2 separate regions of the Mus musculus genome follow, and region 2 is linked to region 1. Evidence: chromatin loops called from intact Hi-C (ENCODE). Cell type or tissue: left cerebral cortex. All regions are shown on one strand. Each heading gives the region's core, and the rest is flanking DNA. Links, peaks and the distances in the headings are about the cores only.

The links. A loop is a pair of places that touch in the nucleus more often than their neighbours do. Peaks named below come from ENCODE experiments on the same cell type or tissue, not always from the same donor. Only the 100,000 strongest peaks of a DNase experiment are listed, where the experiment ranks them.
Region 2: it touches region 1 in a loop (2.3-fold over the local background); 7 of 42 quality-filtered maps call a loop at or near these places.

What each region holds. Positions count from the first base shown.
Region 1 is chr10:95,011,981-95,014,890 of GRCm38, forward strand. No RefSeq gene overlaps it. Among named protein-coding and RNA genes, the nearest start is that of Gm40744, 52 kb to the left of the region's middle. In left cerebral cortex, for the core only: no CTCF peak of the experiment used is centred there; DNase peaks (open chromatin) are centred at 1,460, 1,744 and 2,166.
Region 2 is chr10:95,081,538-95,084,447 of GRCm38, forward strand. No RefSeq gene overlaps it. Among named protein-coding and RNA genes, the nearest start is that of Gm29684, 63 kb to the right of the region's middle. In left cerebral cortex, for the core only: no CTCF peak of the experiment used is centred there; DNase peaks (open chromatin) are centred at 1,280, 1,632 and 1,956.

The DNA of each region.
Region 1 (2,910 bases), core at 280-2,779:
TTCCCGACATGACTCAATGAGAAGGAGAATTCTCCATGAGATCATGATGAGAGAGCAGCCCTGAGGATACATGTGAACTGGAGTAAACCAGGGTAAGACCAGATAGCAAGTAACAGCCCATGTGGCCTAGTCAGTTTAGAACAGCTCAGAACCTGCCCAGCTAAGGCTTGCAGCCCATTAATAAAATTAACAGGTCTCTGTGCCATTTATTTGGGAGCTAAAATGGGTTAAAGTGGGCATAGAAATGCCATGTTGTTACCTGGGAGCAAAAGGGGTGTCGAACACCCCCTAAGAATTACATTTACAGTGATCAGCATAACTAAGCTGCCCCTGGCTGAGGTGTGATCCTCTCTGTCACAGTCCCATTATAGACTCATTGTTTCTGGTCCTTTCTCCCTTACAAGGTGGTAGATAAGATAACAGGATGATATGAAACCTCCTCTGGCTGGCACTATGCTTCAGCCTGTTCCTTCATCTTGTGAGAGGCTCCAAGGGATCCAATTCCTTGGGGACCATTGTTTCCATAGTGTGATAACCAAAGAAAGGTGAGGCTGTCTTCTTTTTAGAAGATCTTTGTTTGTGCCAGGCTGGCTAAAGGCAATTCCACAAAAGCCCAGCTTTCTTTTAGAAGAATTTGCCTCTTAGAGGTCCCACCATCTCCTAGTGATAGCACTGCCTGGGGACTAAGCCTTTAGCATGCCAGTCTTTGGGAGACATGTATCCAAACATAGTAGAACACATCTTTAGGAGGCCTATGGTGTTCAGCTTTGAGAACCAACCTCTGTGTTAGACAGATCTGGCTGTCAAAGCCTTTGAGCATGAAACAACATAAATCTGATACGGAAAGACGAACTATAAAGACACAGGCTAAGAAAAGGGAACCTGGGTTAGTTAGCATCTTTACTGATGCCATTTCCAAACTGTACAACTGTGGTGAAGTCAACTGAGCTCCCTGCTCTCATGTTCTTTTTAGATAATCAGACATTGCAAAGGTTGTACAATGACTAACAAAAAACCATGAATGAAAAACCTTAGCTAAGCCAGGTGTGGTAGCATACGCCTTTGGTCCCAGCATGAGGAATACAGAGACAGGCAAGTGGATCTCTGTGAGTTCAAGGCTAGCCTGGTCTGTGGATTGAGTTCCAGGACTGTTAAACAAATAAACTCCATTTGGAAGAGAGAAAAAAAGAAGAATATATAGAGAGAGAACAGAAAAAAAACAGAGAGAGGGAGAGAGAGACAGGGAGGGAGGGAGAGAGAGACAGGGAGGGAGGGAGGGAGGGAGGGAGGGAGGGAGAGAGAGAGAGAGAGAGAGAGAGAGAGAGAGAGAGAGAGAGAATGAATCCAAGCCCCCAGGCTACATGCTGACAGGTCCCAGACAGAGGGCACTGTAGCCTTCTTTGCAACCCACCCCACCCCTGGAGAATGGAGCTGGCTAAGTCTCTGCTAAGAATAGAATTCCCTTGGCTCTTGTTTTTCAGCTCAGAGAATATCAGATTTGCTTGCTTCTTGGCTGTGTCTGTCTTTTGCTTCCTTTAAGGTGTCTTTTTAGGTTTTTTAAAATTAAAAAAAAAAAAAAAGAAAGAAAAAAGAAAAAACAAACTTAACATTTCTACTACTCCCAATGTCTTCTCAGAGAGCGTAGCGTTTGATCGTGCCGAGTCCAGGAGGTAGATGCGGCGGATACTTCTGATCTTCTGGGCTGCTTTTGGAACGCCAGAGTGTTACTAGGCTTTCTCGGTTGATGCCAAGCAATCTAGCTGTAAGTTGAAGAAAAAAATAACGAAGAAGCCCTTGGAAGGAAACGGTGTTTAGTACGTGGTTGGAGGTGGGGAGTGAGAAGTTTCCTCTGGGCTGAGGCTGACAAGAGGAAACCAAAAAGAAAAAACATGGATGTAACAGAAGAAGAAAATGTTTTTAATGGAAAGGCTTCCCAGAGATGGAAAGAGACCGAAGGTCTTGGCCTCCGTCATTTCTATTGTCCATCTGAGGGTGTGCATGGTGCCCTGTGCCTCTCTCTTCCTCCGCCGATTCTTCTAATTCTTGAGGGCATTAGGAGATGGGGCTGATTCATCACTTGGACTGAAGCAGGAGGGCTTGGCCCAGGCAGCTCTGCCTCAGACTGAAGGCCAGATTAATACCGTTAGTGGAAAGTGTTCCAACTGAATGGGGGAGCAGGGCTCTGGCAAGGTCACTTTCCATCAGGGCCTGCCAAAGCTGATGTCACCAGGAACTTGCAACCTGCATCTGATTTCTCCCTTTCTTTTGTACTTTTTGTTTTGATTTGTTCTTTTGAGACAGGGTTTCTCTGTAGCCCTGGCCATCCTGGAACTCACTCTGTAGACCAGACTGGCCTTAAACTCAAAGATCTGCCTGCCTCTGCCTCCGAAGTGCGGGGCATTTTATACTTTTTTTTTTTTTAAAGGCACAGAATGATGTCCCCAAAGCTCACCTCTCATCGTTCATTCAAGAGGAAGCTTATTTTTAATTTTTCCACCAATTCTACTGTACTACCCAACTTAGTTTTTAAAGACTGCATGTCCCAACTTATGCTAACGAGACAGCAGGCACCCACTGTGGTTCTACGGTGGGTTAGGAAATGAGGTTGGATAAGCAAGGGCAGCCAGGTGTGGTGCCAGGCCTGCCATCAAACTGAACAAGAGGCGTGAGAGTCACGTGCATAGATCAGTGCAAGGAAGATGATTCTTCGGAGCTTTTGGAGAAGTGGGAGGCAAGTGAGGTCTTGAGTGGTCTGGGAAGACTGCCTGGAGGGGGTGATCTGTGAGGAAGATGGGTAAGCAGAGGGAGGCATAGGAAGGGCATTCCAGAATGGACACTAAAACAGTAAACAGAACAAGTAGTGATGTAAACGGGCTGTCTGTCAGGGTGTCCTGCCCCCGGGTGTAGAGG
Region 2 (2,910 bases), core at 235-2,734, 70 kb after region 1:
ATTGAATGTGAGGACACGCCTCCCTTTTTTCTGTAATCTTCTGTGTCGACAGAGCAGAAGTATCACATACGATCTGTTCTGTAAGGGAGCTCCATTTGCCTAAAGGCTCTGCACGTGACCTAATCCCCTACCCCATTACTTTTGATATTTTACTGTATTTTTGTTCTTCTCACATTATTACCTTTGTTCTTTAATACTGTTAGACAAATACACATATATCTTGTATAACCAAAAACAACACAACTAAAAACTTGGCATCCCGTTTTTAGACTTGACAGAGTGAATTATATTTGGGGTAATCAGGGCTGTAGATAATGCATCACCCATTTATTATACATAGGGGCTATTTGAGAACAGAGTTAAAATGAACAACAAATTAATCATAAGATGGACTTCAAGGCAGGAGAAGATGAGGACGACAAGATATGGTGTTAAGTAATGAGCCTTGGAAAAGACATGAGAGTTTTATAAACCAACATTCATGTATTGTGAACCCAACCTACTGGGCTCACAATAGTCACCGTTTATTTTGAATATCTATCAAAGAGACTTTAACAGATATGAATCTGCATGAAATAAAGTGCTTTGGTCACGGGTAGCAAGCACACTCCTGGCAACGTCAGCTGTTTTTGAAAGACCATTTGAAAGTACGTAGGAAAGCTAAGAAAATAAACTCAAGAGGTCAAACACGCAGATGACTGGAAAACCCAGCCTGACCCCAAGCGACCTTAAGGATCTCGGTATTGTAAAAACACCCAACTTTATTTGCTGGGACACCATGGTGGGTGAGATGCATTTCCTGGTGTTCAGTATCTTTGCCCTTTTGGTCAGTACTAAACATGCACCCGGTGTGACCGTGTACTTCTGTCATCCTGGCGTTCGGAGGCTGAGGCAGGAAAAAATCTGAGTTGGAGGCCAGCCTGGATACATACTGAGTTCTAGGCCAACCTTGGGTGCATAGAGTCCCTGTCTCAGAAAACCAAAAATCAAAATCAGAATGCAAATAAGCAGGACCCGAAACACAGGGGAGGAACTCATGGGTGCTGTGATTCTCAGACCTACTCTTTGTCTGAGGAAAAGGAGGGGACCTGGTGAGGTTAATATTAGATTGTCTTCAAGGAGAGGGATGAGTCTCATGCCTCACAGAACCAGAAACTGGGCACTATTAGTAATGGAATGTGGCACCCAGCCTGAATTTCTAAAACCCAACAGATGCCCACTCCCAGCCTGAACAATTAACAAGCAGCAGTTGGCCACCCTAGCACTTGAAATTCTGCAAGCCAGTAAGATTGTCTATTCTCGAATACAAAGAACTATGAATATCCCTCTTCGTGTAAAGCCCTGAAAACAGGCACGCTGGGTGGCAGCGTGGGTGGTAAAGATCCCTTCGGCCCAGTCTAGAATACCCACAGCTCCCAACAGGGAAACCACATGAGTGCAGTTGTACCCCATAAAGGAAGGGGCTTTCTGCCCCTAACCCCCAGGTGTCTCACTTCTGATGCAGTTTACCAGTTATCAGGGCATGGGGCAATACAGATCAATTTCAGAAGCTCCTGATCAAAATACTCAGATTTGCTTATAACGCACAAGGTTAATTGGAATTGGTGGTTTGCCTTCTTCCTTAGAGGATTCACACCATGCATGCACAAATTCTCCGCTCTTTCCCTGGTTTTCGTGAGTCAGCTTGTTTCCATGCGCTTGGGCGAATGCAAGCTGCCCTTGCTCCTATCACCTGGATTTTGTTTTGGTTTTGTCTTGGTGTTTTTTTTTTTTTCTTTTTCTTTTTTTTGCTCCCACGTGCTGCTTTCTGCTTCCCGACTCCCCTCCCCTCCTTGCCCATTTACCATCCTTCTAGCTCCACAGACAAATGCCTAGTCAGAATGTCCACGTTCCTGCCATGGCAAAAATCGAACCCAAGGAGACCCATTGAGCTTGTCACCTGCTTTCTTGGCAGGAGCCGGATGTTAATTTTGTGCAGCTGTGGCAAGAAGGCTTGTCCCTCAGACTCGGTGGGGGCGGAGGGGGAAAAAAGCAAGGTTTCCTGTGGATCTAATCTGCACAAGTCCCCAAGTGGTATCTGTGTGTTTCCATGTGCTACATTTGTAAGCCAGGCTGTCTTACCAGTATGTGTAGCAAAGGCGGTCCTTTCCACACTGGCTTAAGTACGACATTAAAGATGCCTCAAGAGACCCCAATAGTTTAAGGGAAAGTTGCCAAGCTGGTATTTTTAATATAAAACTGGTTGTAGGAGACTGAGGAAGCCATAGAAATTTCTTGTTAATGTGATATTTCAACACGGGATTAGGCAGCCTTTCTTTGATTTATGCTTTTGCCTCTCTATGCATTAATGCCGATTACACACATAGTTCTGTTTTAATGGCTGATCCTGCACAGAAGCAAGCCTGACAGTTCCCAGGAGCATTTCCTCAACCACGACGGCTCTGAACAGTCTGCCCTGTTCCAACTTGCAGCCTGTATCCCAATGCCTTCCCACACTTCTCCATCCTGGGCTCTGCTTGTGTACTCATGACCTTGCCTTGCTCCCTGGGCCTTGCTTCACCTCCGTGCCTCGCTCTCCTTCCAGCACAACCCCAGCCTATAGCATCTCCTCTCTGACCTGAGGACACCTGCAAACCATGTCTGCCTCCACTCTGGGAGCAGAGTCCAGTCATTTAAGAAAACACACACACACACACACACACACACATACACACACACACACACAAACAAGAAAATCAAAGCATAAACAGAACTCACAGTCCATTTCGGGAAACAGGGCCTGCATGTATGGACCGACAAGATATGGTACACTACACAAGAACACAGAGAGAGAGGACCATCAAAGCCCAACCCTTACAAGTAATTTTTGCAGGCTGAAGAAGACCTTCCCAAGCCAGTCTCGGGAAGTTG